2 separate regions of the Homo sapiens genome follow, and region 2 is linked to region 1. The links are chromatin loops, found by intact Hi-C in ENCODE. Cell type or tissue: Caco-2. All regions are shown on one strand. Links, peaks and the distances in the headings refer to the core of each region. The heading gives the core; the rest is flanking DNA. Region 1 overlaps LOC112268416 (a long non-coding RNA gene). Region 2 has its middle 20 kb from the start of PNPT1.

Region 1 (16,040 bases), core at 4,260-12,259:
TCTGGGTTGAAAATTCTTTTCTTTAAGAATGTTGAATATTGGCCCCCACTCTCTTCTGGCTTGTAGGGTTTCTGCTGAGAGATCTGCTGTTAGTCTAATGGGCTTCCCTTTGTGGGTAACCCGACCTTTGTCTCTGGCTGCCCTTAACATTTTTTCCTCATTTCAACCTTGGTGAATCTGACAATTATGTGTCTTGAGGTTGCTCTTGTCAAGGAGTATCTTTATGGTGTTCTCTGTGTTTCCCAAATTTGAATGTTGGCCTGCCTTGCTAGGCTGGGGAAGTTCTCCTGGATAATATCCTGAAGAGTGTTTTCCAACTTGGTTCCATTATCCCCGTCACTTTCTGGTACACCAATCAAATGTAGATTTGGTCTTTTCACATAGTCCCATATTTCTTGGAGGCATTGTTCATTTTTATTACTCTTTTTTCTCTAGTCTTGTCTTCCTGCTTTATTTCATTAATTTGATCTTCAATCACTGATATCCTTTCTTTCATTTGATCAAATTGGCTATTGAAGCTTGTGCATGCATCATGAAGTTCTCATGCCATGGTTTTCAGCTCCATCAGGCCATTTAAGGTCTTCTCTATACAATTTATTGTAGTTTGCCATTTGTGTAACTTTTTTCAAGGTTTTTAGCTTCCTTGTGATGGGTTAGAACATGCTCCTTTAGCTTGGAGAAGTTTGTTATTACCGACCTTCTGAAGCCTACTTCTGTCAACTCCTCAACATCATTCTCCGTCCAGCTTTGTTCCATTGCTGGCGAGGAGCTGTGATCCTTTGGAGGAGAAGAGGTGCTCTAGTTTTTACAATTTTCAGCTTTTCTGCTCTGGTTTCTCCCCATCCTTGTGGTTTTATCTAACTTTAGTCTTTGATGTTGGCGACCTACAGATGGGTTTTTGGTGTGTTATGTCCTTTTGGTTGATGTTGATGCTATTCCTTTCTGTTTGTTAGTTTTCCTTCTAACAGTCAGGTCCCTCAGCTGCAGGTCTGTTGGAATTTGCTGGAGGTCCACTCCAGACCCTGTTTTCCTGGGTATCACCAGCAGAGGCTGCAGAACAGCAAGTATTGCAGAACAGCACATATTGCTGCCTGATCCTTCCTCTGGAAGCTTTGTCCCAGAGGGGCACCCACCTTTATGAGGTGTTTGTCCTCCCCTACTGGGAGGTGTCTCCCAGTTAGGCTACAAGGGGTTCAGGGACCCACTTGACGAGGCAGTCTGTCCATTCTGAGAGCTCAAACAGCATGCTGGGAGACCACTGCTCTGTTCAGAGCTGTCAGACAGGGTCGTTTAAGTCTGCGGAAGTTTCTGCTGCCTTTTGTTCAGTTACGTCCTGCCCATAGAGGTGGAGTCTATAGAGGAGTAGGCCTTGCTGAGCTGTGGTGGGCTCCTCCCAGTTTGAGCTTTCCGGCTACTTTGTTTACCTACTCAAGCCTCAGCAATGGCAGACGCCCCTCCCCCCGCCAGGCTGCAGCCTCGCAGGTCAATCTTAGACTGCTGCACTAGCAGTGAGCAAGGCTCTGTGGGTGTGGGACCCACCAAACTAGGCACGGGAGAGAATCTCCTGCTCTGCCAGTTGCTAAGACCATGGGAAAAGCGTAATATTTGGGTGGGAGTGTCCCTTTTTTCCAGGTACTGTCTGTCACAGCTTCCCTTGGCTAGGAAAGAGAAATCCCCCCAACCCCTTGCACTTCCTGGGTGAGGCAACACCCTGCCCTGCTTTGCCTTGCCCTCTGTGGGCTGCACCCACTGTCAAAACAACTCCAATGAGATGAACCAGGTACCTCAGTTGGAAATGCAGAAATCACCTATCTTCTGCATCGATCACGCTGGCAGCTGCAGACCAGAGCTGTTCCTATTTGGCCATCTTGGAATGGACCCGGCTATTATTATTATTGTTTTTTATTGTACCACTGCACTCCAGCGGTACAATCTTGGCTCACTGCAACCTCCTCCTCCTGGACTCAAGTAATCCTCTCACCTCAGTCTCCCAAGTAGCTGGGACTACAGGTGCATGCCCACCACACCTGGGTAATTTTAGTATTTCTTATAGAAGCTGGGTTTGGCCATGTTGCCCAGGCTGCTCTTGAACTCCTGGGCTCAAGCGATCCACCCACTTCAGCCTTCCAAAGTGTTGGGATTAAAGGCGTGAGCTACCATGCCTGGCCTAGAATGGCTACTATTAAAAAGTAAAAAAATAATATGGTAGGGAGATGGCAGAGAAAGAATGCTTATACACTGCTGGTGGAAATGTAAAGTAGTTCAGCCATTGTGGAAAACAGTGTGGTGATTTTTCAAAGAACTTAAAATAGAATTACCATTCATCCCAGCAATCCCATTATTGGGTATATACCCAAAGGAATGTAAATTATTCTACCATAAAGACACATGCACACATATGTTCATGGCAGCACTATTTACAATAGCAAGGCCATGAAATCAACCTAAATGCCCATCAAATGATAGACTGGATAAAGAAAATGTGGTACACCATGGAATACTATGCAGCCATAAAAAAGAATGAGATCATGTCTTTGCAGCAACATGGATGGAGCTGGGGGCTATTATCCTAAGCAAACTAATGCAGAAACAGAATATCAAATACTGCACGTTACAGAAACTGGGGCCTACTTGAGGAGGGAGGGTGGAAGGAGGGAGAGGATTAAAAAAAACTACCTATTTGGCACTATGCTTATTACCTGGATAATGAAATAATCTGTATACCAAACCCTGGTGACACATAATTTACCTATATAACAAACCTGCCTATGTACCTCTGAACCTAAAATAAATGTTTTTTTAAACAAGATTGTAAAGTGTAGCATGCAGTTATATTGCGATCGAGTTCTAATATTATAGGTATTAAAAACAGAGGAAACACAGAGAGTAAAACTAATTCTGAGAAGACGCTTATAATTATGTGATCTTGGTAAAACTCATGTCTCAGCTTGTTAAGTTAAAAAAAAATGATGTAAAATGCTGGCATTGGACTAAATCCTAATTTCCTTCCTGGGTGTCAGATTTAGCTGACTCTTTCTCCTGCCTGAAGTGCTCTCCTTATACAGCTTGTTCCACTTTTATGATGCTATTCATCCTTGAGCAATTGTGGGATAGATCAGTGTGAAGTGTATCATTTGTTTTTAACCTGCTCTGGTTGTCAGTGGAAACCACAATATAAGGGGTAAAGACACCCAGAATTGAAGTGTGCAATATTATACACAACATTAATATGAAAGCAGTGCCAAAATGGCAAAATGAGGTGGTGAAAAGAGGCGACCACCCAGAATCCTGCAGTACTTAGTGTTAATAGATATTTACAAACTTACTAACTTGAAATTCCTTTAGGCATCATATTCCAGATTGAAGCTGCTGGGAATTCCTACCCTTATTAATTTTTATCTCCTCTACTCTGTCCTCCCTACATTTATAAAAAGCTACTGCTCAAAGGGTTATTTGTTAGTGGTGTCGAGTGTCTCCACCATTGAGGACTCGCCGTATTTAAAGTACTCTACTGGTGTTGAGTAAATATTTGCCAATGTTCTAAATGCCAGGGCCTCTTGACAACTCAACAGGAATGTTGCTTAGGCAGGAATGGGGGAAGGGCAGAATATTTCCTATCCCTGCAGCTGTGCAGCAAATTTTGGAGGACTGGGCTTAATGCCTCCAAAAAAATGTACCGCATTACTACCACCTTGATTGTTGTTACTGTGTTGGTGACCACATCTCCCTCAGGCTGCCTTAAAATATTGTCTTTCATGTTGACACTTTGGAGGAGATCAAGAATTCTCTTCTGCTTTGGATTTCGATAAGTGTTTGAAAAAGGAATCATGAAAACGTAGGTCTGCAAGGGTATGACAAAGCAAGCTGTCGACCTCACAATGAGGGCTCAGCAAGTTGCTTCATGTTTTCTATTCATAGCCTCCTCCTCTCTGTCAGCTCTTTTGAAGTACTCATAAAGCAAAATAGGCTCATTAAATATGAGGGGGTAAATGAAGTTGGCAGTTGCACCTAGTTCAAAAAGCCTTTCCTTTTTAGATGTTTACGCTCCAGAAAAAAACAAAACAAAACAAAAAACTCAGAAGATGAATGCCTGCTATCAGTGGCTATTCATGGCCTCCCTTTTGGGTAAGTGATGTCAGCCAGGCTTTGGAAGATGTGGGTATTTTGTTCCAGATCTAGCACTAAACTGGTCCACAAAATTAATGTCACAATGAAAAGCCAGGAAAGTCTTGTTTACCATTTCATTTACTAAGTTTGCATATAAGGATAAAGACTATTTAGAGTTCCTTTCTAAACAGTAAAGGAAATTTCTTCATCACTCTTCCCACATGGGCAGCGGCTTGTCCTATGTGTACCCTCTTGCTGGCAGGGACAGGCAATGGTTCTGCCCTGTGGATCAGCTCTTCCAACCCTTAGATTCTGTTCTTTGATGAACCTTTTCCTGCACATTTGGCTCCTTTTCTGAACCTACAGCATCTACATTTTAATGAGCTGAAGGGGATGCCAAGATGCATAAGAGATGGTCTTAACCCTCAAGATCTTACTGTCAGTAAATGAGGTAACGTGATGATGTTCACTAAACTGCCATATGCAAATGTGAGGTAACTTGAGCAGATCCTTGAAAGATGGAAAATGTTTCTTTGGTTTCTGGTTGTGGGAAAGGACATCCCAAACCAAGGGTATAGTTTGAGCAAAGGCACAGTGGCTTTTCTAATCAGTGGACACTCTTTTTAGTCCTTATTCTATTTGGCCTGAGTAATATTTGATGCTGTTGTCCACTTGCTTCATCTTGAAGTTATTCTCTTGGCTTCAGACACCACATTCTGCTGTGTTTACTTCCGCTTTTCTGATGGCTCTTGTCAATCTCATCTCCAGGTTTCTATGAGTGTATATATATACTGATGATGCCTTGCCTATGTCTCTAGCCAGGCTGCCCTCTTGAAGTTCAGACCTATATAGCTAACTTTCTGCTGTGCACATTCATATACACAGCTCTTACTTAAATGCCTTAAGTTCTGCATGTTCAAAACCAAACCCATTATCTTTCTCCCCAAATCTGCATCTTCCTCAGTTTCCTATCTTAGTGAATAATGTACACCCAGTTATTCAATTCAGAACCATGGTATAATCTTGACTCCTCCCTCCCCAACACCTTCCATGTAAAGAACCACTAGATCTTTTATATTTTATTTTGTTTTATATCTCTGTATGTGTCCAGGTCTTTCCATCTCTATTGCTACCTTTTTGGGTCAGCTCACCATCATCTTTTGCTTGGATGACTGCAGTAGCCATTTCCCTTCAACTTTCCCTCCAGGTAATTCTTTCTCTACGTTGTAGCCAAAGGAATCTTTCTAAGGCACAAATACGATCATTGTGTTTTCTTTCCTTACAACCCTCTAATATCTTCCCTTTGCTCTAAGGATAGTGTCCAGGTCCCCAATAAGGCTTCTTGTCTTTCTCATTCTGGACCTGCTGACCTCTCTTGCCTCATCTCTTGCCACCACTCCTCAAGCTCCCTGAGCTTCAGACATTTTGAAGTGCACCTGCAGTTCACTCACATACCAGGCAGGTTTTCCTATCTCTCAGACTCCGTGCACGCTCTTCCCTATCTAGCACACTCTTTTCCCTTGCTCTTTCTCTGGTGTTAGCTGGGAAGTCACTGCTTCTACTGTATCCTACTGGCCTGTTTACTTGTCTATATTCATTTAGGCCAATACTCCTTATAGAGTCTGGAACATTCTAGATAATCGGTAGACACTTTTTGGATGAATGAGTGAGTGTTAATGCATGAGATGGCTTAAAGGAATGGCAGATCACCCAGACTGACTGGAGTGGAGGATATACAAAAGACAAGAGTGGAAGATATGAAAGAAAGGTGGTTGGGTGTCTTACACTGGGTTTCCTGAGCACAAACTGTGAGATGAAGATTCCAGTGCAGGCAATTTATTGGGGAGTGCTCTTGGGATTAACTCCTGTGAGAGAGTGAGGGAGTGAGAGGGGCAGGATATGGCAGAAGGTGAAGTTGAACTGAAATGAAATTGCAACAGGGCTGTCAGCTGATCCCATGTGGTAATTAGAAGCTGGCATAACCTCACAAAGTTCTGAATTGAGGCAAGGGGCTGGGGCTGTGTATCTTCACAGCAATCAGTCATTGAATGTGGGCTACCTCTGGGGAGGGGGCGAACTCAGGACAAACTGCTCCTTTGCCAAAGGCGATTTCTGGCAAGGGGTTCAACTATGACCTGGCAGAAGCCAACATTGCTGGTATCTAGGGGAATGATTATCCTGGTAGAGGAGGATCTGGGTGGCATTACCACATCCACTACACTGGGCCCACTTCAGGCCAGATTGAGGAAGTTTTGCTTTATTTGGTAGGCCTTGGGATGCCATTGGAGATGTTTACACAGATAAATCATGTGAGTCAGAGCTGTATTTGAGAAGATTAGTCTAGTTGTATGCTCAGATTGGATTGGAGGTGGTGGATAAACTGCAGATAGAGAGGCCATTGGGAGACTATTGAAATAGTCCAGATGAAGAAATAAAGGCCTGAACAGGGGTGTTGGCAGCAGAAATGGAAAAAGCGGTGGTTGCAAGAGATATGTTAATGCTAAAATTCCCAGGCCCTGGTGACTAATTGAATATGGGGAATATGGAAAAATCAAAGGTGATTTCATAATTTTGAGCCTAGCTGAAATGTATGAATGATGGTTCTGGCAGTAGATATTTAAGAAGGATATAGGTTTGGTGTAGATTTGTTGAATTTGCAGTATGACTGCCACCCAAGTAGAAGTGGCTTACAGGTGGCTGGGCAGTTTCTTGGGAGGGCAAAATACACATACATAAAAAGTTCTATGATGATATGAAGATGTTCATGTAGCAGTATTAGCATCAAATTTGTGTAAAAGAAGTTAATGCTACAAGAGGCCAGAGAAGACAGAAATCACTGTAGCCAAGAAGTGTTCATGGAGGAGGTTGCCTTTGAATGGGGTCTAGGTGCAGGTGTTAGATTTATGATGAGGAAGAAGAGATAGGGAGGGCAGGATGATGACATTCTGAGTGGAGCCAATGGTTTGAGCAGAGACAGAGAGGTAGAAATTCATACTGCATATTTAGAATACCATGAGAAGATCAGTTTGATTGGAACATAGGATTCATTTAAGGAAAGTTTGGTTTAAAAAGTTGAACAATTGATTGCGGAGAAACTTGAATGACAGGCTAAGTGATAGGGAGCATAAAGGAGTTTAGGTGATTTTTTGGTAAAACTTTGCCTCTGTTTCTGAAGTTTGATCCTTTCATCTGCCTGGATGTGGGTCTTCAGAACCCACAGAACTAGAACTCTCCACTCGAGAGACACTTGTGCTTGTGATACAGAAGGCTACTGGTCACTGAGAGTCTTTTTCATGGAGATTGTGTGACGGCACATTGGAGGAAATTCCAGCTGCATGTGTTTCTGAGGCTTTTACATCCACAGTCTTTGCTTAGCTTTCATGAGGCACAAAGAATGTGTGGCCTAATTGGTGAGCTGGTTTACTGGCTCACCCTGAAAAGTAAACATTGTGTATCTGTAAGTGGAAATTCAGTATGTGTAATCTAGCTGCCTAGTCACGCCTGCCCCAAACGCTGTTGAAAACTTTGACCAAGGACTATAAAACTGTCAAGATCTGGGGCCCAAGCTTGCTTTCACACCAAATAATTCATTACTGAAGCTATGGGAAGATAACAGGACATGCATTTGACTTGCTGCTATTCCTTGTTTGCTACAGAAGCATCTGGCAGAGCTAAATGGCTTTGTATTACATCATGTTTCATTTCTTCTTTTTATTTATCATCTATTTTTATTTGTGTGACATGGAAACTTGCCCCACCCACCTCTGAGCACTCTCATTGAATAAAAAATGTATCTTGATATAACTTCAGTGACTTCAAAATGGAATCCTCAGATCGACACTTGGACCATTAAAAAAACAATGTCAACAAAATTTCTTTTGTGTCTTTGAGCAGATGTTTAATTTTATCCTCCTCCCAAGTGGTCATAGGCTGCTATTAGACTTCCTGACTGCCATTTTGTAACATCCAAAGGATCACTTGTTTTGTTTCCTTTGCATAATTTCATCACAGAGTGTTTGAAACGGTTTTTGGGAACAAGAAGAGAATTGCTGTTTAAGGAACTATTTTTTTTTGGAACAGGAAGTAAATGATATATGCTGAAGCCCCCATGGAAGCTTTTGGAATGGCCTGCTAGATTTAGGACCAGAGATGGAGAATATGCAATTCATAATGTACAGCTACTTCTGTTAAGGCAAAGTGGCCCTAACGTGTCTATAGCTTTCCTCACAGGTAATTGCATGCATGGGCTTTCACTCAACAGAAAAAAATGTGCCAAATCTTGAGCAATTAAAAAAAAATGCAAAAATCTGAGCATGTTATTAAGTTGCAACTGATATTCAACAGCTCTACATTAATCTCTAAGAAGCATACAAAGGAGTACTTACTGTTTTATCAATTCTTCAGTCCTACACAATTGAATATATTCTTCAGCCCACATAAATGTTTACTGCATTATAAGGGATTTTTATGTTTAAACTTTATATTTAACAGTGTCCTTTAGATGTTTGGTCTAAAGGAAGTGCATTTCAGTGGTCTAAAAAAGAATCTCACAGGTATGTGTATTGTGTTTTCAATTTAAATTAGACATTGTAACTGCTTAATGCCTTACCTATTCCATTTAGATCCTTCATGAAAACAGACTAATTTTAATAGCTGCCTAGATATTCCTAGTCTTCTTTCTTTCTTTCTTTCTTTCTTTCTTTCTTTCTTTCTTTCTTTCTTTCTTTCCTTTCTTTCTTTCCCTCCTTCTCCTTCCTCTTCCTCTTCCTCTCCTTCTCCTTCTCCTCCTTCTTCGATAGGGTCTCACTCTGTTGCCCAGGCTAGAGTGCAGTGGTACGATCATAGCTCACTGCAGCCTTGAACCGTGGGATCAAGCGATCCTCCTGCCTCAGCCTTTCAAGTAGCTGGGACTAGAGGCACGCACTTCCTAGTGTAAAGTTAGTTTTTTCTTTATTTGCCTTGTCTAGAGATGGGGAAGAAGAGTCATCTCCAGTTTCCATCATGTGATGTTAGGGGTGTTGAGAAGACTTCTGTATTTCGTAAATTAACTTTCATAAATAGTTTTCTATTAGTACAATTACTTTAACAGAGACCAAAGACCTTAATGCAGTTTACTTACTTATGATGTCTTCCAGCCCTACTTTTGGTTTATTGCTGTTAGTCTAAATCACAGAGAGAGGCCCTCTAAAAGAAAATGATATTTATTTGGGAATAGAGCATTGCAATGGGAATTGCACAGTCTTTTTTTAGCTTTGATGAGGCAACCTTTGCTTACATGTGCCATGGTAAACTATGTGCATACTCAGGCGGGTAAAAGGAAGAGAAAACTTTTTAAAGGAAAAATAAGGAAAATTACATAATTGTTTTGAGATAATTATCCTTGGCTACAAGGATCAACAACAATGATGACAGCAGCCCAAAGTTAGACAGGCACTTGCTGGGGAAATGTCCTCGAAGAAGTATTTTTGTGTGTGCAAGTCTGCAGTTTTTGCAAAATCTTTTGTGATAGTTTTTATCATTCATTTATGAATGAGAACTGCCCTCTTCATATTTATTCCTGGCCTTATTTGTCAGGGTTTTTTTTTTTTTTAACACGGGTGACTATATTTTGATTCTAACAACTCTCATATTTTCACCCACTGCTGCCATTTTTTTTTTTTTTTTTTGAGAGAGAGTCTTGCTCTGTCATCTGGGCTGGAAAATCATAGCTCACTGTAGCCTCGAACTCTTGGGCTCAAGTGATTCTCCCACCTCTGCCTCCTGAGTGGCTAGGACTATAGGTGTGTGTCAACACACCTATAGTGTACAGATGGGCTCCTTCCATGTTGCCCAGGCTGGTCTTGAACTCCTGGCCTCAAGCAGTCCTCCTGCCTTGGCCTCCCAAAGTGTTGGGATTTTAAGTGTGAGCACTGCACCTGTCCCATTTCCCACTTTTGATCAAGATCTCTCTCCAAACACATTGTTGATCAATCATCCTGTAGTTAGATTTTGATGGCCCTTTGTGCCAGGATGGGCCTGTCCTGGGTTTCTGGTCTGGTCCCATATTGGAGAGAGTGAATGGCAGCTAGCAGTCAGTGTTAAAACTCTTTTAGCCACATTTGAGCAACAAAGGAGATTTGAAGGGAGAGGCTCTCAGGCTAAGGCTACTTGGAGTTCATTATTAAGTTTAACCTTGTTCTATAGTCTTTTCCCATCATCTCAAAGTACTGGGACAGCATTTAGGAGTTATATTTCTGCAAAAATTTAACAAGTACCAGACGCAAAGTTTACAAAGAGAAGATAGTCTAGTCTATAGGCAGATAACAAGAACTTGGAAACAATGCACAGGGCTACAGTCTAATAACAGGTGTATTGTAGCTTTTCTTTAGAAACATAACTTCTTCTCTTTACATTGATCACATAGAAACTTCAGATTTACAAGCCTCTTGAGGCTAGGCAGCCAAGCTAAGGCAGACTTTAGATTTTATCTACAGTCTTCAGGTTCCTGGGCCTGTCAGAGAGTGACATTTTTAAATGTACTCGCTGTAAGGCTGGGAAGCCAGGTATTCTATGCACATTCTCAAATATGACACTAAAATCTTGGCAATATAACCAATATTTCCAATTGTAACCTGCTATAAAGAGAGAGCAGCTTTTTATTAGAGTTACACAAGTAACCATATTGCCATCAGAATACTTACAAATAGTTTCTGAATTTTGGAAGAATCAAGTAAGGAGCAAAAGCAAATGCTTTCATTCTTGTTCACAAAATTATATTTTACTAAATTGCTGTAAACTATAGATAGCTTAAGACAGAAAATTTCCTTAAATCTGGGAAACAACACATTTATGTATAGAACTAATGTTTCTACTAACAGTAATAAAAACATTATTTTCATTAGTTACTTAATCTTGCATAATTAATTTTTGTTCTGTTTGATCTTCATTAGCAGTTTCATGAATTCTTCAATTTCTTTATTATAGTTCTGAAAATTTTATTTAGTCTGTTGGTCTTAAAGTTATTGGAAACCTGTGTTATCTTAAACATACTGTTAGAATCTTTTTCATGGAAAGCAATTATAGGCCAGTTGTGGTGGCTCATGCCTGTAATCTCAGCACTTTGGGAGGTATAGGTGGGTGGATCACCTGAGGTCAGGAGTTCTAGACCAGCCTGGCCAACATGGTGAAACCCTGTCTCTATGAACAATACAAACATTAGCCAGGGATGGTGGTGGGTGCCTGTAATCCTAGCTACTTGGGAGGCTGAGGCAGGAGAATCACTTGAACCCGGGAGGTGGAGGTTGCAGTGAGCCAAGATTGTGGCTCTGCAGACCACTGCAGCCTGGGTGACAGAGCGAGACTCTGTCTTAAAACAAAACAAAACAAAACAAAAAAAAAAGAAAAGCAATTATAGCTGATTGCAGATGCTTTTAGAGAAAAATCAAAACAATAACTGTGGATGACAAAAACTTAGAATAGTCATGGTTAAAACTGATGAAAGTTCACAATTGGCAGGGAAACTTAGTTATTTCTATTACGTATTTTAAGATAACAACCAGAATCATGACTGAGTTACATCAAGACTTTTATAAATTCCATATAATCTTTAGAGTATTCACATCAACAATATCAACACAAATATAACTTTTACGAAAATTTAACATAACCAAAATTATCACTAACGTATTATATTTCTATGAATTTATATAATTTTCCAAATACTTTTTTCAATAATATACCCATAAATGTAACTGAAAGAGGATATAGAGTCACCTATTATTTGACAATGTTTCCTATATAATTTACCAAATAATACTAATCATTTAATATCTCTACAAGATAAGAGATGTGTCCTTTGAGGCTCTCCAGGGGCTCAACTGGAAAATCCCAAAGTGAATTCTAGATCAAAAAGGCTTGATTTATAATTGTGATCCTGGGTAAGCCTGACAAAAATATTAAAAGGTCAAAAATACCCACTCAAAAGAGGATCACAGGTCATGGTGAAATAAGTCATTTATTTAAACAGTGATAACAAAAGTCTTTGAAAACAGCACAGAAAATTAGGTGTATGCAAAACCTTAACCATTTCAAAGCTCAGTTTTTCTAAGTAATAAAAAACCTAATAAAGAGGACACAGGAAATTATCCTAATGAAATATAAATTCTTTTTTTTTAGGCCAGTTACAAAAAAGGTAAAGAAAAATCCCCTGCAATGTGATTGCTTTTTCTTGTAGGAAGCTTATTTAGATAAACTGGAAGATGAACTTGATTTTTAAAAAAGAGTATTTGAATTTAATCAGACACAGGAAGAAGTATGTCCAAGGTCATAAGTGTACACTTTACTATAGAGGAATGTAAACAAGAAAACTAGTACTTTGAGCAGGGGAATATATGGTTCTTAGTAACAGCACAGGATATTTACTGGTTACACGGAAAATTCAGATACATCAACAAATGCCAAGAGTCCAGAATCAAGTTATACTGGAGCAAAACATTGCTTTTCTGGGCCTTCAAGATAAGCATTTTAGTGTCAGGTGATAACAGAGTTAGAAGTGGGAAAAAAGATGTTCCACCAGCTAATGAAAGGTTGAAGGAGAAAGTTATCATCCTGGGCCTTCTCAAGGGGAGAAAGAGCTGAAGGCAATGATGCATAACCTGTAAACCACGTGCTTAGAGATACAGCAAAAGTTGAACTTCTGAGATATGAATTGGAGAAGCTTATGAGGAAAATTATACCTGAATAAATGAAAGTACCATTCTAAATGAAGAGAACAGCATTCCCAGCCTGAAACTAGGAAAATTAAAAATTGAGCTCAGGAAAGAAATGTGGCAGAAATGGAAACTGTCTGCAGTTTAGAAGATGGCCATAAAAGAAACAGATTTTAGATTTTAAAATCAAAACCTCTTGCAACTTTACTATGAGCAGATCAATACTTTAAGAAAAGTTGTTGTTCTCGGGAGGCTGAGGCAGGAGAATCCCTTGAACCTGGGAGGCGTAGGTTGCAGTGAGCTGAGAACTAACCACTGCACTACAGCCTGGACAGCAGAGTGAGACTCTGTCTCAAAAAAAAAAGTTGTTGTTGTAACACAGAGGACCACAGTTTTAGTTTCGTATTAGTGTATTTTTAATATCAAATGCAACCTTTGGAAAGACATAAATAATTCCTTTCTGATTATAGCCAATTAGATCATATACAAAATTCTTTCATAAATTCATAATCCATCCTTCCTAAACTTTATTATGACCTACTGAGACCTTATGTGACATGTTTAGACTTTCTGCTTTGTCCTGTACTTCCTCTTTCATAAATAACCATTTTACTTTAGGACAAAAATTTATCACACAAGATTCTTCCTCATACAAAAGTGTTCTCTTTTTAAAAAACTTCCTTGCTAAAAATACATCTTAAACTCCATAACTTTCTTCATATCTCTCACTCTTACTTACTGGTTTCTTTATGTCTTGTTTCTGTATTTTGAAACAACCTTTAAATAACCTCTGAATTAGACAAAATTACTTCTTTCTAATAAGAACACATTTTTTAATGACTTTCTTATAACTTTTCTCATCCCATATTTTTTTGGTACACTTTGTATACAGAATTATATATATTAATTAGAATTTTAGCTCTTAGTAATCTTGCATACTTTAAGGTCCTGAGTAATTTTGAACTCTTTGTCACATATCAGTATTTTATAGATGAGAACCATTTTATAATTACAACATAATTTTACGTGTATTAATAAATGCAAATATATTTAGTCTTTCTATAAAAACCCTTATATTTATATTCAGCAATTTTAGGGTTTAAAAAAAATTTTTTTAGACAGTCTTACTCTTATTGCTGAGGTTGGAGAGTAGTGACATGATCATAGCTCACTGCAGCCTCAAAGTCTTGGGTTCAAACAATCCTCTTGCCTCGGTCTCCCATGCAGATGGGACTATAGGCATGTATCACCATGCTCAGGTACTTAAATTTTTTTTCTTTTTTTTGTAGAGATGAAGTCTCACTATGTTGCCCAGGCTGGAGAAATTTATGTTTTAGCTTTGGTTTGCTTTGGAAATTTGATCCCAGACATTTAGTGGATATCTATTGCTTAATTCAATGTAACTTTAAAATCTCAAATTACATGAAAAGTTGATTGATAAACATTTATCTCTTTTACATTATCTAACTTATTTGTTTTTTAAAAATTTACCTAGATTATGTGTGAAAATGGAAATATTAGACAAAGCTAGTCATCATTTAAAGTTATCCCTGTTAACCATTTTTATAGCCTGTTAATATCAGATATTCACCCAACTCAGAACTTTAAAGTTAAATACATTGGTGTTTTGTTGACAACTCAGAAGCTACAGTCATTTTTATTAAGCCAACAATATTAAATTAGTGTTACTTATCAAAAAATTGCACAAGCAAAGATCATTCTCTTTTAGGCTGGGCTTATAATTTTGTAAACTTTGTGTCAAATTTTGATACCTTAAAACTTCTAGCAAGGACAAATATATAAAACCGTCTGATCAGTAAACCCAGGAAAAAAAGTATGCTGACAATTCTGAAGACATTTCTATTTTGATTTTGCCAATAATTTTAAAACCAGCTTATTTATTAAAGATTTGCTTAAGTCACATTAACTAAAATGCATTTGTTAATTAGTATTATTTTATATGAGTGCTCATTTATCTAAGCCAATCTAAGTAGAGTTCCTTAGGGAATTTTTGGCCAACTATGCCCTATTTCACTATGTAGACACAACATATAATACATGTACATATGTATAAACACACATAAACATATATATATGCACATAAATATATCGGTTTCATTTTAGAATTTTAGTAATATGTACAAATTCACTGGTTTGTAAAAGATAGTTGGATCTAACTTATATTTCTGAAAAAAGAAGCTTGTTTACATGGCTAAACTTCATTTGTTCCAATAGATAATGTAATGAAAGTTATGGACTAAAATCCTGACTAAAGCAGTTACCACACCAGTTTGGTTTTAAAAGCTGGCCCTCCAACATTTTTTTAGTTTCAGATGAGTTTAGGGTTAAGTTTTCAATGTTTACATTTTAGCTGAGACTGGCTGAATTGTATAAAAAAACAACATTCTCAAGTAGCCTTGAATCTATTTTTTGTTTGCTAGTCTGTTTTTCTTGACTAATCAATGCAGGTAAATAAGTATTTTAAAAGGGTTTTTTTTCTGCCTTTTTCTTTTTGATTCCTGCATGATAGACAAACGCAATTTTTATGCTAAACAGAGATACCTTATATTATTGCTGTGAGCTCAAGATTTTGACCTGCTTTATCCAAGAGCCTAATTTGTATAAGCATTTATCTAGTTCTTTTTTAGACTGTCAATTCTTCAATTAACTCTTCCATCCCCCAAAAAAATTGTTAGCTAGGCAAACCTAAATTTACATTAAAAGGGATGGATCAGGTGCAGTGGCTCATTTCTGTAATCCCAGCACTTTGGCAGGCTGAGGTGGGAGGATTGCTTGATCCCAGAAGTTCAAGACTAGCCTGGGCAACAAAGTGAGACCTTGTCTCTACCAAAAATAATAAAAAAATTAGCCAGGAACAGTGGCATGGACCTGTAGTCCCAGCTACTCAGGAGATTCAGGTAGGAGGATCCCTTTAGTCCAGGAATTAGAGGTTGCAGTGAGCTATGATATGGCCGCTGCACTCTAGCCTGGGTGACAGAGCCATACCCTGTCTCAAAAAAAAAAAAAAAAAAAAGGTTGGGGGGCGATGACTCTTAGGTCTGGGTTGTTGATTACTATGGAGCTGTAATAGTTTGTAACTGGTTTGAAAGCTATTTAAGACTTGTTTCCCTCTCTCTCTTTGCTGAAATGCCATAAACAGTGAGTTTTATCTCAATACCAGCAAAAACATCAGCATATTCACAGTAGGCAGAAAAAAAGTAGAGTAGACAAGAACTCAGAAGGCTG
Region 2 (16,040 bases), core at 2,540-10,539, 130 kb before region 1:
TGCAGAAGAGTGATTATAAGGAGGGGACCCCGTCTGAGAAGTGAGGAGCCCCTCCGCCCGGCAGCCGCCCCGTCTGGGAAGTGAGGAGCGTCTCCGCCCGGCAGCCACCCCGTCCGGGAGGGAGGTGGGGGGGTCAGCTCCCCGCCCGGCCAGCCGCCCCGTCCGGGAGGTGAGGGGCGCCTCTGCCCGGCCGCCCCTACTGGGAAGTGAGGGGCCCCTCTGCCCGGCCAGCACCCCGTCTGGGAGGTGTACCCAACAGCTCATTGAGAACGGGCCATGAAGACAATGGCGGTTTTGTGGAATAGAAAAGGGGGAAAAGTGGGGAAAAGATTGAGAAATCAGATGGTTGCCGTGTCTGTGTAGAAAGAGGTAGACATGGGAGACTTTTCATTTTGTTCTGTATTAAGAAAAATTCTTCTGCCTTGCGATCCTGTTGATCTGTGACCTTACCCCCAACCCTGTGCTCTCTGAAACATGTGCTGTGTCCACTCAGGGTTAAATGGATTAAGGGCGGTGCGAGATGTGCTTTGTTAAACAGATGCTTGAAGGCAGCAGGCTCCTTAAGAGTCATCACCACTCCCTAATCTCAAGTACCCAGGGACACAAACACTGCGGAAGGCCACAGGGTCCTCTGCCTAGGAAAACCAGAGACCTTTGTTCACTTGTTTATCTGCTGACCTTCCCCTCCACTATTGTCCTATGACCCTGCCAAATCCCCCTCTGCGAGAAACACCCAAGAATGATCAATAAAAAAAAAATAAAAAAATAATAATAAATAAATAAAAATAAAAATAAAAAATAAAAAAAATAAAAAAAAATAATAAGGAGGGGACCATGAAATCTAGGCTAGACAAGGCGCTGTGGACATGAAACCAAGAGAAAGTTGATGAATAGTGAGAAATGGTGGGACCAATGGATCAAATGTTGAATTATAGCAATGAGGATAAAAAGGTGGTGGTTGTTTTCAAGGTTCATTCGTGTTATAGTATATATCACTACATTCTTCCTTTTTGTGGCTGAATAATATTTCATTGGATGGATATACCATGTTTTCTTTATCCACTTATCAGTTGATGGACATTTGGTTTGTTTGCAGAAATGTGAATTATTGGATTTTTTTTTTCCCAGTTAATTTTTACTGGGCTTCTGACATTTGCAGTTAAAAAAGTTTCACATACTGGTGAGTGTGAATGTCATAACAATGTCAATTGCACAGAGTTTTTATAGGGATTATATATGTAATGGACACTGCTGCACTATCCAGAATACAGACTGTGTACTTGGGAAAATCAAGGAAGAGTACATTCACACATTTAGTTATCCAATTGGTCCAGAGCCCCAGAACTGCTCAGTTTGTTTGTCCCTAGGGAAGATACAGAAAATGTATCTGCTACTGCTCTTTTCATTGTCTGTGAAAAGTAAGCATTTATCTAAAAATTATGCTTTCTTACTTAATTTTTGTGTTTTACTTTTTAATATATATTTTTTAAGAAACAAACACACCTATTCCTCATTGTCATGGGTTCAGTAAGAAAGCTGTGACTAGATAGCACTGCTGGCCCACAGTTTCTGCTCTGAGGAAAGCAGTAACAGAGGTTAGAACATTTCCCTCCTTTGGAATGGTCACCCAGCTCTGCTGGTGCAGGTAGCAGATATCTCTTCTGTATCTTCCCTAAGAACGAACAAACTGCACAGTTCTGGGGTTCTGGGCCAACTGGATAACTAAAAACTCCCACTTTAAGGCAGAAGGTAGCAGCAGGTTAGATATGCCTGGATGATATTTGCTGCTGCAGTCTTTTTGTTTTTAATTGACAATAAGGGATAGTAAAAACCTTTTTCAGCCTGTTTTTGTCTCTTGGTGTACTGAACTTTTCCTTCATTCCAACACAAGACAATCAGAAAGGGTCTGCCTCCAGAAAGGATCACCCCTAATTTTTTCCAGATCTTAAAACAGCAAGGTTCAATGTTTAGACCCTCAGTGTCATGAGTGTTGCTCTGTGTCATGCTACCGCCAATGACCATTTTGGTTATTTGCTACTTCTACCACCACCCATCATTGTCATTATTCCTAGGGAATAGATTTTTCTTGTGCTGACCACACTCCTGATGCTTTCGTACATGCAACTCAGTCACAAACTGCTACAGAGAAAGTTTTACTGGTTTGTGATAAACAGAATCAATTCACAAGTAGTCTTTGGTGTTTACTTGTGTGTTCTTAGATTTTAACTAAATGCAGTGCCCCCCTCCACACCCCATACCACTGGATTGTTGTCTAACTTTTCACATTGGTTAATTGTTCTTAGGATAGTGGGGTCATTGTTCCTTCTCACAAAACAAAACAGTTTCTTTAAAATCAGGATGAATGAGCAGTAATTGAGCATAAAAGCCTGACCTTGCCAACAGTGCATTGCATGCTTAGTCAAATTAGTTTAGACCATTACAGTTTATATTAATTGTGTTTGTCATTTGTAATTAATGTGAATTAAAATTTGGGGAATTTTAGAATTGTTTTGGTCAATTATGCTAGTGGGAATTTCAGAACATATTAACGTGTTCTCTTGCTCCTTAAAATTGTTCTGTGTTTCTGTGTTTTGTTAACAGAATAATTATGTCTTTGACCTGATTTTGGAATAGGCTATCTTTTGTTTTTTATTTTTTATTTTTTTTGAGACGGAGTCTCGCTGTCGCCCAGGCTGGAGTGCAGTGGCGCGATCTCGGCTCACTGCAGGCTCCGCCCCGCTGGGTTCACGCCATTCTCCTGCCTCAGCCTCCCGAGTAGCTGGCACTACAGGCGCCCGCCACCTCGCCCGGCTAATTTTTTGTATTTTTAGTAGAGACGGGGTTTCACCGTGTTAGCTAGGATGGTCTCAATCTCCTGACCTCGTGATCCGCCCGCCTCGGCCTCCCAAAGTGCTGGGATTACAGGCGTGAGCCACCGCGCCCAGCTGGAATAGGCTATCTTTAATGTTAGCTCGGGGATAATGTGGAAACCATTCTTCACCCAATTTTCTCTGGTTTCCTTTGACAGTTGGCATAAGTCTGATCGGGAGAGAAGCAATCCATACATTTGAATTTTGGCTCATTGTGTAAGATGATAACATTGAGCCAAATTTAGAATGTCTTAGAGTAACTTGAGACTTTCTACTGAAATATGCTTACTGTGTCTTGGATATGAAACAGGTGGCTCAGCAGACAAGCATGAGCTGTTGTAATAAATGGACTATTATATGCAAAGAACCTTTACATTATCATCGTTAACCCTCATTAAAATCAAAAGCTTTTAGCTTCTCACAGCTTATTTTCTTTTAAAGAGATGATGTTCAAGGTCATGCTGTAGTCTTTGAAATGTTTACATTTAAAATAAAACCTCGAGGGCCGGGCCGGGTGGCTCACGCCTATAATCCCCTCACTTTGGGAGGTTGGGACGGGTGGATCACGAGGTCAGGAGTTCAAGACCAGCCTGGCCAAGATGGTGAAACCCCCGCCTCCACTAAAAATACAAAGATTAGCTGGGCCTGGTGGCAGGTGCCTGTAATCCCAGCTACTTGGGAGGCTGAGGCAGGAGAATCGCTTGAACCTGTGGGGCGTAGGTTGCAGTGACCCCAATGCACTCCAGCTGGGTGACAGAGTGAGCCTCCATCTCAATAAATAAATAAATAAATAAATAAAGCCTCTGCTTATTCTTGTGAATCAATCTTATGAGAGAGATGGATTTGAAGTTGAGCAGTAGTATCAACTTTAATTTTTTTTTTTTTTTTTTTCTGAGATGGAGTCTCCCTCTGTTGCTCAGGCTGGAGTGCATTGGTGCAATCTTCGCTCCCTACAACCTCCACCTCCAGGGTTCAAGCAATTCCCCTGCCTCAGCCTCTCCGGGTAGCTGGGACTGCAGGCACGCGCCACCCTCCCAGCTAATTTTTTTTGTATTTTTAGTAGAGATGAAGTTTCACCATGTTGGCCAGGCTGGTCTCCAACTCTTGACCTCAGGTGATCTGCACGCCTCAGCCTCCCAAAGTGCTGAGATTACAGATGTGAGCCACCGTGCCTGGTCAACTTTAATATTTTATTGTCCTTTTCAGTCTCTCATATAGCTTTCAAAAATTATTGAGTTCACAGAAATCCACTCACATTTGCAGTTTCTCTTTCTTTTAGCAATCCTTATCTCTTTTTTTCCTGGTTCTCATACGCATCATTCTCAATATCACTAACCATGCATGGAGCCTATATCATTACGTGAGAAAGCACAGCAATTTCTTTAGTAAATGTGTTCACATTTCATCCCTTTCAATACAGACTCTGATGGACTCTAAGCAAAGAAATGCCAGGGTGAAAAGGGTGTACGAGATTTCTCTTAGGCTTCTGCCTGGTTCTCATTAGGCCTTGTTTAATTTGGTTTTGGCTCTAGCTACATAGCCCAGTTTAATTTACCTCCCCTGCCCCAATATTTTCTTGTGGAAAATTTTAGTTTTAGTTTTTAACTTTTGTAAAATTTGGTTGCTTTTGTTGAAAGATAAACTTAGGCACATTAAAATTTGGAAGAATTTATTTGTGCAGGCAGAGATTCATGAATTGGGCAGCACCAGACCTTAAGCAGTCCAGGACTCCATCAAGGAGGTTTGATGGGAAAACTTTTATAAGGTGTTTGTGGAAGAAAGACAAAGAAAATATTTGATTGGTTAAAGTGGAAAGTTCCTAGTTAGAGGTTAGTTGGTGGTTTCTGATTGATTAAGCTTAAGTTTCATTTTACTGTTGACAATGAGTTAGGTTTTGGTTTACTAGTAGGGGACCCAAGGTGCCGGAGTTGTTTCAGCCTAATGACCTCCTAATTAAATTTTTTAAATACTCTGAATGTTAAGAAAGTATACTTCACTCAAGACTTGAGCTCTAGCTGGGTGTGGTGGCTCATGCCTGTAATCCCAGCACTTTGGGAGGCCGAGGAGGGTGGATCGCCTGAGGTCAGGAGTTTTAGACCAGCCTAACCAACAAGGTGAAACCCTGTCTCTACTAAAAATACAAAAATTAGCCAGGCGTGGTGGCCGGCGCCTGTAATCCCAGCTACTGGGGAGGCTGAGACAGGAGAATTGCTTGAACCCGGGAGGCAGATGTTGCCGTGAGGCGAGATCACACCACTGCACTCCAGCCTGGGTGACAGCGCGAGACTCCGTCTCAAAAAAAAAAAAAAAAAAAGACTTGAGGTCTATACACACTGAAATTGTTATCCCTTTTGATGAAGAGGTAAATTTGGAAATGATGCTTAAAATTTTGGGGTTTGGTTTCAATAATGATTTATTGAATATGTTGAATGTAGGCAGTATGTTGTTTTCACATTTATCATTTAAAAATTAATTTTAACTTTAATTTTAAGTTCTGGGGTACATGTGCAGGATGTGCAGGTTTGTTACACAGGTGAACGTGTGCCATGGTGGCTTGCTGTGCCTATCAATCCATCACCTAGTTATTAAGCCCAGCATGCATTAGCTATTTTTCCTAATGCTCTCCCTTCCCCCACCCCACACCCTGACAGGCCCCAGTGTGTGTTGTTTGCCTCCTTTGTCCATGTGTTCTCATTGTTCAGCTCTCACTTATAAGTGAGAACATGCAGTGTTTGGTTTTCTGTTCCTGGTTAGTTTGCTGAAGATAATGGCTTCCAGCTCCATCCATGTCCCTGCAAAGGACATGATCTTGTTCCTTTTTGTAACTGCATTGTATTCCATGGTGTATATGTACCACATTTTCTTTATCTAGTCGATTATTGATGGGCATTTGGGTTGATTCCGTGTCTCAAGATCTAGAACCAGAAATACCATTTGACTCAGCAATACCATTGCTGGGTATATACCCAAAGGAATATAAATCATTCTATTACAAAGATACATGCACATGTATGTTCATTGCAGCACTCTTCACATTTATCATTTTATTTAATTGTAGAGCATGGCCATGCAGACTTGGCCTAATATAAATTCATGAGCAATGTGCAACTGGGAATTCAAGTGATATATAAGACATTGTTTTCTTTCTTTCTCTCTCTTTCTTCCTTTCTTTCTTTCTCTCTTTCTTTCTTTTTTTTTTTTTTCGCGGAGTTTTGTTCCTGTTGCCCAGGCTGGAGTGCAGTGGTGTGGTCTCGGCTCACTGCAACCGCTATCTCTCAGGTTCAAGCGATTCTCCTGCCTCAGCCTCCCAAGTAGCTGGGATTACAGATGCCCACCACCACACCTGGCTAAATTTTTTGCATTTTTGGTAGAGAAGGGGTTTCACCATGTTGATCAGGCTGGTCTAAAACTCCTGACATCAGGTGATCCACCCGCCTCGGCCTCCGAAGTGCTGGGATTATAGGTGTGAGCCGCCGCGCCTGGCGAGACTCTGTTTTCTCTTGAGAAATTTGCAAGGAGACATATGAGTATAATGAGTCTATATTTTGAGATATAAACTTATTCCTCTCTCCTAATATTTTATGCTATCCTACCATTGTCCCCAACCTAGGAAGTAACTAGGGTACTTTAAGTGCCCCTAGGAGAGATTGTTAAAAAGAAGAAAGAAAATAATAAATACTTTTTGAGTTTCAAAATACATACAGACCATATTTTGAAAGAAATGCTTTGTGAGAAAAGGGGCATAAAGTTCTGCATGCCATAAAAAGTAGATTAAGAAGAATATGGAATGATGTGAGGAGCATTTTTCCAGTATTTTGAAAAGACAGCCTAGAGAGAAGATAAATGCAGGTTGGAGAGGGGTGGTCATAGGGACTTAAAACTTGAGGATCTGTAATAGAGGAGACTTGAGCTGAATGAGTTTTCAGTCCCCCAAAGAGCCATATTCACTTGTGCCTCAGTGATTTTGCTTATGCTGCTTATACGTTTGTATGCGGCTCAGCTGATGTTTCTGTTGGGAGGCCTGCTTTAGCCTACCCGAGTCTACCGAGTTTCTGTAATAAGTAAAGGGTTAACTCAGTAGGCCTGGGTTCCTCAAATTCTGCACATTCCAAAGGTCTTCAGGAAGGGTCCTTGAATGGTTCCTGGGAGGTAACCTCTGAGCCCTTAAAATATCCTTTCTGATAAGACTGTCTTTGTGTACCTGAGACTTTGGTTTACGTGGCTAGTTTATGCTAACAATGTGATTTATGATAAATGCCTGTTTTTGTGTGACTGAGGCCCTGGGCCACACTGTATCAGTTTGACCTCTGGAAGGAGGCTGGAGATAGAGTAAGTAGAGTTGGTCATGCAGGTATCCCACACCTATGTGACTGACCCCAATAAAAACCTCTGAACAAAGGCTTTGTGGGGTTCCCTGGTTGGCAACACTTTGTGCTTGTTATCACGAATTGTTTAACTGGGGGAATTAAGTGCTGTCTGTGAGATTCCTCTGAGAGATGACAACTGGAAGCTTGTTCTTGGTTTCTCATGGAGTCTGCCCTATATACCTTTTTTTTTTTTTTTTTTTTGCTGACTTAAGTCTGCATTCTTTTGCTGTAGTAAACCATAATTGTGAGTGTAATAGCTTTTCTGAATCCTGTGAGTCCTTTCAGTGAATCATCAAACCTGAAGGTGATCTTGACACTTTTTGATAATTTTTTTCTGTAACAATTATCACACTGTTCATTCATTCATTCATTCATTCATCCATCCATCCATTTAACCAATGAACTATTGAAGCCTGCCATGTCCCAGGGATTGTGTTAAGCCTAGAGGTATAGGAGTAAACATAATAGGCACAATTCTTACCATCAGCGAGTTTATAGTCTGGTGGTGAAGGAGAGAAGTAAACAGATAAATACAATTCAGCGTAGTAGCAGCTATGATGGGCATAGTGCAGGGTGCCATAGGGAGCAGAGAGATAAGAGGCCAACACAAACTAGTGAGGAGGGTGTCAGGTCAAGCTTCCTAGAGTAGGTGAAGAGCTGCTTGCTAAGTAGGCAAGTGATAAAGGGGTAGAAAAGAGTGATTAAAGCAGAGGCAACACATATATAAAAACCAGGAAGTGAGAAAAGTGAAGTGATTTTATTTTATCTGGAAAGGAATTTTTGTGGTTGTTGTTTTGAGACGGAATCTTGCTCTGTCACCCAGGCTGGAGTGCAGTGGCGCGATCTCACTGCCACCTCAGCCTCCTGGGTTTGAGTGATTCTTGTGCCTCAGCCTCCAGAGTAGCTGGGATTACAGGCACCTGCCACCACGCCTGGCTAATTTTTGTATTTTTAGTAGAGATGGGGTTTCACCATGTTGGCCAGGCTGGTCTCAAACTCCTGACCTCAGGTAATCCACCTGCCTCATCTTCCCAAAGTGCTGGGATTACAGGCATGAGCCACGGCGCATGGCCTGGAAAGGAATGTTTGAGGGAAAAAGTGGCAAGAGATGAGGCTGGAGAAATATGTAGTGGCCAGAGTCAAGTAAGCCATGGTATGCTTCTCTTAAACGGATGTGAAGAAGTCTAGATTTGGGAGAAAAAAGGTGAGTTCAGGTTTGGTCATGTTGATGTTGTTTAATGGTTTCTTCTTCCCTTCATCTGTAAGTTCCATAAGGTCAGGCAATACTATTTATTAAATATAACTTATTCTGTTGTAAGCCAATAGTATCATTCCTAAGATGCTTATCACTACGAAAAGTATATTATCAAAACCATTGTTTCCGGAGATTAAGGAAATTAGGAGTTGGAGAATTTTTAGAGGGGCAGTATCAAAGTTATTTTTGCTGCAGGGATTTCAATAATAAAGGAATTTTGAATATAAATATCTTTAGTTATTAGATGCTAAAAATAATAAATTATATTAAAACTGACAAAATAAACTTCTTCACTTTCATTACATTCCACTCCCTCCACTTATTCTTTTCTTTAATCTTTGGCCTTGACCTGGCAATTTTACTTGCAGCATACCTCGTAAACATCAAAGGTAAACGTAAGAGCAAACGCATTGCCCAGGTGAATAAATACCTTAGAGTAGCCACTCATTCCAGCAAAGTGGCTTTGTGTCCTATGCTTTTATACATGTAGTCAGCATCAGTTCTGTATCACGATCAAATTATTAAAGTACTGATCACATTATGGCCTAGGGAAATTATGAAAATTAGCACTATTGGAGAAATGGTTGCTATCCATTCCCCCATGATATGAAATGGCATCTTTGTAATACACTCAATTCCTATATATATTTTGTTTGTTTGTTTGTTTTGTTTTGTTTTGTTTTTTGACAGTCTTGTTCTGTCACTCAGGCTGGAGTGCAACGGCATGATCTCAGCTCACTGCAACTTCTGCCTCCCAGGTTGAAGCGATTCTCCTGCCTCAGCCTCCTGAGTAGCTGGGACTACAGGTGTGTGCCACCACACCTGGCTAATTTTTTTGTATTTTTAGTAGAGACAGGGTTTCACCATGTCAGTCACTTTGGTCTCGAACTCCTGGCCTCAAATGATCTGCCTGCCTCGACCTCCCACAGTGCTGGGATTTCAGGTGTGAACCACCGTGCCTGGCCCAGGAAGCTATATTTAAAATAAAACAAAACAAAAAAACTCTTCAGGAGATTCTGATATTTAGCCAGCTTTGTGTATGATGACTATAGATGATGTAAAGATATGTACTATAAGTCAGAATTCCTCTCTAGAAAATCAGTCCTGAAAGTGAGATGGCATGAACACAGCATTTCAGTTTAACCAACATTTATTGAATGTATGAGACACTGGGCTAGGAGATGGAGCTATAAAGATTAGTAAGTCATGGACTTTGCCCTTAACTCTGTTAATGAAAGAAACAAACACACAGCCAGGTAGCTTCAAAAGAAACCATGGTGGTCCGGCATGGTGGCTCATGCCTATAATCCCAGCACTTTGGGAGGCGGAGGTGGGCAGATTACTTGAGGTCAGGAGTTTGAGACCAGCCTGGCCAACATGGTGAAACCCCATCTCTATTAAAAATACAAAAATTAGCTGGGCGTGGGGGTGGGTGCCTATAATCCCAGCTACTTGGAGGCTGAGGCAGGAGACTCGCTTGAGCCCAGGAGGCAGAGGTTGTAGTGAGCCAAGATCACGCCATTGCACTCTAGCCTGGGCGACAGGGCTAGACTGTCTCAAAACAAACAAACAAACAAACATGGCAAGGTGCTATGATAGAAGCCCTGTGCACAGACTTCTGCTTGCTGAAGAATTCCAGGAAAGCTTCCTGAGAAAGATGAATTTTGAACTCAACCAGAATGACATCACCAGGTACAGAAGTGGAGCTGAGGATGCCAGAGGCCACTCCTGGCCCGACTCATTGTATCCTGTGTGACTAGCACTCCTGGGGTAATGCAATGGGGGCAGTTCTGGAAGAGGGGTCTTGAAGGGAAGATCAGCCCAGGCAGAACAGAGGTGGAGAACTGTAAAACAGCAGAGTGTGTTTAGGGAACTGGAATCAGTTTGCTCTTACTGTACTGTAAACTGTAGATGGAAAGTGGTAAGATGCAAAACTAGAGGATGGGTGATTCTGTGCTGTGGATCCGGGACTGCACTCTGTAGGCAGTGGAGAACTATAGGTGGGTTTAAGTAGGAGAGAGATGTAAAGGTCTGAATTTCCAAGATGTCTCCTGTGGTAGTGTGGAGGGTGAACTTGAGGGGGTAAGATCAGAAGACAAGAAAGAGACTAGTTGCTGTAGTTCCATGAGTGATGAGGATGACAAGAACTAGGGCATTGCAAGAGGGCAGAATGGGTGTGAATGTTAGAGATGTTCAGGGCATCCAGAATTTGGTTTATGATTACAGTAAAGGCTGAGGGGAAGGGGGGACTCCAGGATGACTCCCAGGTTTCTGAGAGATTTAGAGTGTGAGAGAAGATGATGTCATTTTTTTTTTTTTTTAGACAGTTTTGCTCTTGTTGCCCAGGCTGGAGTGCAGTGGCATGATTTCGGCTCACTGCCAGCTCCGCCTCCCGGGTTCAAGCGGTTCTCCTGCCTCAGCCTCCCAAGTAGCTGGGATTACAGGCACCCGCCACCACGCCTGGCTAATTTTTGTATTTTTAGTAGAGACAGGATTTCATCATGTTGGCCAGGCTGGTCTCAAACTTCTGACCTCAGGTGATCCACCTGCCTTGGCCTCCCAAAGTGCTGGGATTACAGGCGTGAGCCACCGCACCCGGCCATGATGTCAGTTTTTGGTCATGCCAAGTCTGAGGTACTTGTTAACCACCTTGTTCTGTAATACAAGGTTGAAAGTAATAAATGACACAGAGGAAACAGAAATAGAACTCAGAGGAATAAAATAAAAAAAGACTCAGAAGAGGATAAATAATTTCTGGTTTGCAGAATTAGGAAAGATAGAATCATAGAGAAGGATTGGTCTAGGCCTTGAAGGATTGGTAAGATTTGGATATGGGGATATGATGGGAGGGAATTGTCCAAGTGAAGGCACAGTCACCCTCAGGATATTGTTTGGGAACAACTGAGACTTCCTGTTTGTGTGACTATAGAGTAAGCTAAAGCCAGATGAGGAGGATGTGGCTACCACGGTAAGTCGGAGCCAAGTCCTGAAAGGCACTGGGGTTGTGTCTCTAATGAGCACTGGGCTTCGCATTGGGCTTCGCATTAGGCAATACTTTGAATGGGACTATGCTTTAGGAAAAATAATCTCAGGTATTATATAAGATACATTAGAAGTAGAAAAATTAAAGGCAGAGAGGAGTCAGGACACTACACCAGGATGCCAGAAACAGGAATGGAGAGGAGGGACCAGTGACTAAGAAGAGCGGGAAATTATTGCCTTTGAGAGTGTGGCTCAGGTCAAAGGTTAAAGATGGTTGGATTACAAGGGATTGAGAAGATGGTACTGCCTCTATAGAAATAAAGGCGTCTAATAGAAAAACAGGTTTATACTGAACCCCTAGATCTGGCTCTGAACATTTAGGTACGTGCTGTACTAATTTGAATCCAGAGAGATCCATGTAGTGGGTCAAGACACTTTACAAAGTGCAAAAGTTAGCTTTACGAAATGTCAAGTAAATGGAAACAAGGCCAGTTCTTTCTTTTTCTTTCTTTCTTTTCTTTTCTTTTTTTTTTTTTTTTGAGATGGAGTTTTGCTCTTGTTGCCCAGGCTGGTGTGCAATGGCACGATCTTGGTTCACTGCACCCTCCGCCTTCCAAGTTCAAGTGATTCTCCTGCTTCAGTCTCCTGAGTAGCTGCGATTACAGGTGCCCGCCACCACACTGGCTACCTTTTTGTATTTTAGTAGAGACAGAGTTTCGCTATGTTGGCCAGGCTGGTCTCGAACTCCTGACCTCAGGTGATCCACCCTCTTTGGCCTCCCAAAGTGCTGGAATTACAGGCATGAGCCACCGTGCCCAGCCACAAGACCAGTGATTTCTACAAAAGTCTTATGTGTTTTCAAACGAGACCAGCATAATATTTACAACTTGAGGTAATCTCAAGAGTTCACTAGAATTCTATATTAATAAATTAATAGATTGTTAAAGTGCTTTGGATTCTATAATGTAAGTAAAGATACTTTCTGCCATCATAAATAATTGATTGAGGCAAGCAAGAATCATCAATGGATGCTTAAACTAGTGGGTGAAAATTCGAAGAGTAACAGATATTTACACGATCTAAAATTTAGCTTTCTTCCATTTTTCTTCATATTTGTTTTTAATGCACAAACCATTCGCCAGCTTCAAAGAGTTAAAAGAAAATAATGGAAATCTCATTTATTGTTCAGCATACTGGCAGCCTTTGGACACTAGGAGAATTCATTTCCCACTAGAGGGCGCTCAGGTGTTGCTTAATTCACCTCTTCAGGTTTTTGCGACCTCCTTTGTAACTCAAACTGTAAAATGGAATTTTAAGTTTTATATTTGTGGGTGAACTTAACTAACATTTTAGGATTAATGTAGCAACAACATTTTAAAGCTTTGGGGTTCATATTAAAAATAATTACCCAAATGACAGCAATCAAAACTCCCTCCAAAAATAAAAAATAAAAAATAAACTTCCACCATCCCCCAAATCAATTGTTTTTGTTTTCCAGCAAACATTTCTGGTCCTGGTTCATCGCAGGTTTGAGAGGCACGGTTTCTTCTCCATTATTTACCTACTCTAGAACCACTTTATAGAAGGTGGAGGTGGGGTGGGTTGGCCAGGGTGAGATAAACTCTCAGTTTCAGAATGTGGTGCAAGGCGCTGACACTCTTGTGAGTCCTGCCTTACATTAGACTATGCGAATGGTTCTCAAAGTGGCAGCCCCCCCACCAAGCAACGTCAGCATCACCTGGGAACTTGTTAGAATGCAAATTCTTGGGCCCCACCCCAGACCTATTGAATTAGAACTTCTGAGGGTGGACCTATTGGTCTGTATTTGAACAATTTCTCTGAGTGATTCTGATGAATGCTACCGTTTGAGACCCACTAAGCTAGATACTTGGTTTTTACAGGGCAAACTGCTTTTGGGCAATCAGAGCTCAGGTTTTATCGGTTGGTGCCCTCTCTAAGAATCAGGAACAGACTCCCTCCAGGCTAGGTCTCAGACCCTTAGGCAAATGGCAGTCAGGGTCAAGGTGGTTTTCTACCTGCTTCAAGTTTCTAAAGAGAACTTGTCTTTCACCAGTCTCAGCAGGGGCACCAGTCCATAGACCATTCACATATAGACGGCACCATGAGAGTCAGTTAAGAATTTATGGCCAGGTGCAGTGGTTCACGCCTGTAATCCTTGCACTTTGGGAGGCCGAGGTGGGTGGATCACCTGAGATCTGGAGTTTGAGACCAACCTTGCCAACATGGTGAAACCCCATCTCTACTAAAAATATAAAAGATTAGCCAGGCATGATGGCAAGTGCTTGTAATCCCAGCTACTTGGGAGGCTGAGGCAGGAGAATCGCTTGAACCTATTGGGGTAGGGGGTGGAGGTTGCAGTGAGCCGAGATTGTGCCATTGCACCCTAGCCTGGGATTTTCTTTTAATCCCAGCTCTCCCGCCTAATAGGACTGACTGTGAGCAAGTTACTTAACCTCTCTTTAAATTTCACTTTCTTTCTCATTTGTAAAATATGGGTGATAATAATCATCTAACAGAGTTAGTGTGAGAGAAAGGAATACAATCAGAAGGTAAATTGTGGAAATAAGGCACCATTATCTGTATATTACTGTTCCAGGAAATGCTGTAGTTATAGGGTAGTTCTAGCCACATGATAGGGCTAGATACACATTAGTTCCCTTTCTTGCAAAGCTTTGTACCTTTTGAGTATTCAGGACCCTTTTAAATTGTCAGAGTGGGCTGGGACTGGTGGCTTATGCCTGTAATCCCAGGACATTGGGAGGTCAAGATGGGAGCATTGCTTGGGCCCCGGTTTTCAAGGCTGCAGTGAGCTATGATTGTTGCCACTGTGCTCCAGCCTAAGCAATAAATAAATAAATAAATAAATAAATAAATAAAATGAAATAATAAAAATAAAATAAAAAAATAAAAAATAAAAAATAATCACAGTGAATTATGTTCTTGTACTGTTTACTTCCAGCTTCACACTCCAGCTCCTGGATATCTGGAGTGGTTGGGAGAGGGTTCTATTTTCCCTCCTTTTCTCACACAGGGGTCTTTTGAGCCAGATTTTTTATTCTTTTCCCCTCCAGATCACAAAGCTTATACTTTTATTGCAGAAAATCTGCAATATTCAATAAAGCATAAACAAGGAAATGAACATCACCAGTCCTTCTCCAGAAGAAAGCATCATTAATGTTTTGGAGTATTTCCTGCTAGACTTTCCCCCCTCTGCTTATATAAAATTGCTATCATAACTCACGTTCAATTTTCCTTGCTGCCTCAGGGCTTCTTTAGATGCGATTCTCTTGGCCGGGCACGGCTTTCTCTGGCTTTGGTTGCTCCTTCTTTCCCTACCCTTTCCTCCCATCCCAGCCCACCCGGATGCTTCAGATAAGGTGAGGTCTCCCTGCTAGACGCTTTCAAAGCGTGCTGTGCTCACTCTGGACAGCGTTCCTCATGGTCTGTAATTATACATTTACCTATGTGATGGTGTGAGTTGTCTCTGTCCGTGGCTGAACTGCAAGCTCTGGGAGAGTAGGAGCTGTGTCTGATTTACTCACAACCGGATGCCAAGTGCCAGCACAATGCTGGACACATAGAGTGCCCGCAACAAATCATTTTTGAATGAGTGAATAAGTAAATGAAGAATTTTGTAAGCATTTTTTCCGCACTGGACATGATTTTATTTTATTATTTATTTATTTTGGGCGTGATTTTAACTGGTGGATGTCCGGGGATAGATGAGGTGTTCTCTCAGGATTTCAGATAACTCCATGGATGTCTGAAGCAGCCTGTTATGGCGGAAGGATTCCTGTTCTGGAACTAAAGAAAACCGCGTCCCGCTTTTTGCTTTACCAGTTCCTCTGATCTCGAGCAAGTGACTGAGCGTCATTTTCCTTAGTTACTCTGCTTCTCTCCCAAAGAATCTCACACATTAAATAAAAAAGTGCATGACAAAGCCCTTCTCAACTGCAAAGGTCCATAAAAATATGTAGAGAAGGTTGTTCAAAAGATATTTTGCTTTATAGATAAATGGAGCCACTTGCTAATTAAATTTGCACTGAGGCACTAACTTTGAAACTTAAAATTGATTGTTTCCAAGACAATCTCCCGTTTCAAAGCTTAATAATTAGAAATAATTGTGAGTCTAAATGTCTTTACTAGCCAAAATACATTAACTACTACTTTATTTCTTAAGGGCAGACATTGTAGAGTTTGTTTCCATTTTGTAAAGATTGCAATAAATAATTATGATATGTTGTGACAATAGAAACTTAGATTTATGTTTCTTTCAAATTTCATTGTGCTGAGGTAGTCAAGATATTTTTTGACAGACTAGCCAATGAATGTAAATTACATAGATTATTTTAAGAACAAACCTTAGTTTTAAATTTTTTCTTTTTTTAATAAAGTAAGCTTTTTACTGATGTATAGTGTACATACAAAAGAGTGCTTAAATCATCAGCATTTTGAGGGATGTTCACAAATGAAATAGGCCTAATGTAATCAACAGTAAGATAAAAAAATAGAACATGCCCAGTATTTAGAAGCCCCTCCCCCTAT

The links. Peaks named below come from ENCODE experiments on the same cell type or tissue, not always from the same donor. Only the 100,000 strongest peaks of a DNase experiment are listed, where the experiment ranks them.
Region 2: it touches region 1 in a loop (9-fold over the local background); 2 of 110 quality-filtered maps call a loop at or near these places.

What each region holds. Positions count from the first base shown.
Region 1 is chr2:55,835,806-55,851,845 of GRCh38, forward strand. The region is part of intron 2 of LOC112268416 (a long non-coding RNA gene); the gene reads left to right. Among named protein-coding and RNA genes, the nearest start is that of EFEMP1, 80 kb to the right of the region's middle. RefSeq lists enhancers at 742-1,518, 1,519-2,295. In Caco-2, for the core only: no CTCF peak of the experiment used is centred there; DNase peaks (open chromatin) are centred at 6,373 and 7,576.
Region 2 is chr2:55,705,662-55,721,701 of GRCh38, forward strand. No RefSeq gene overlaps it. Among named protein-coding and RNA genes, the nearest start is that of PNPT1, 20 kb to the left of the region's middle. RefSeq lists silencers at 2,802-2,976, 11,380-11,572. In Caco-2, for the core only: no CTCF peak of the experiment used is centred there; DNase peaks (open chromatin) are centred at 7,220, 8,896 and 9,784.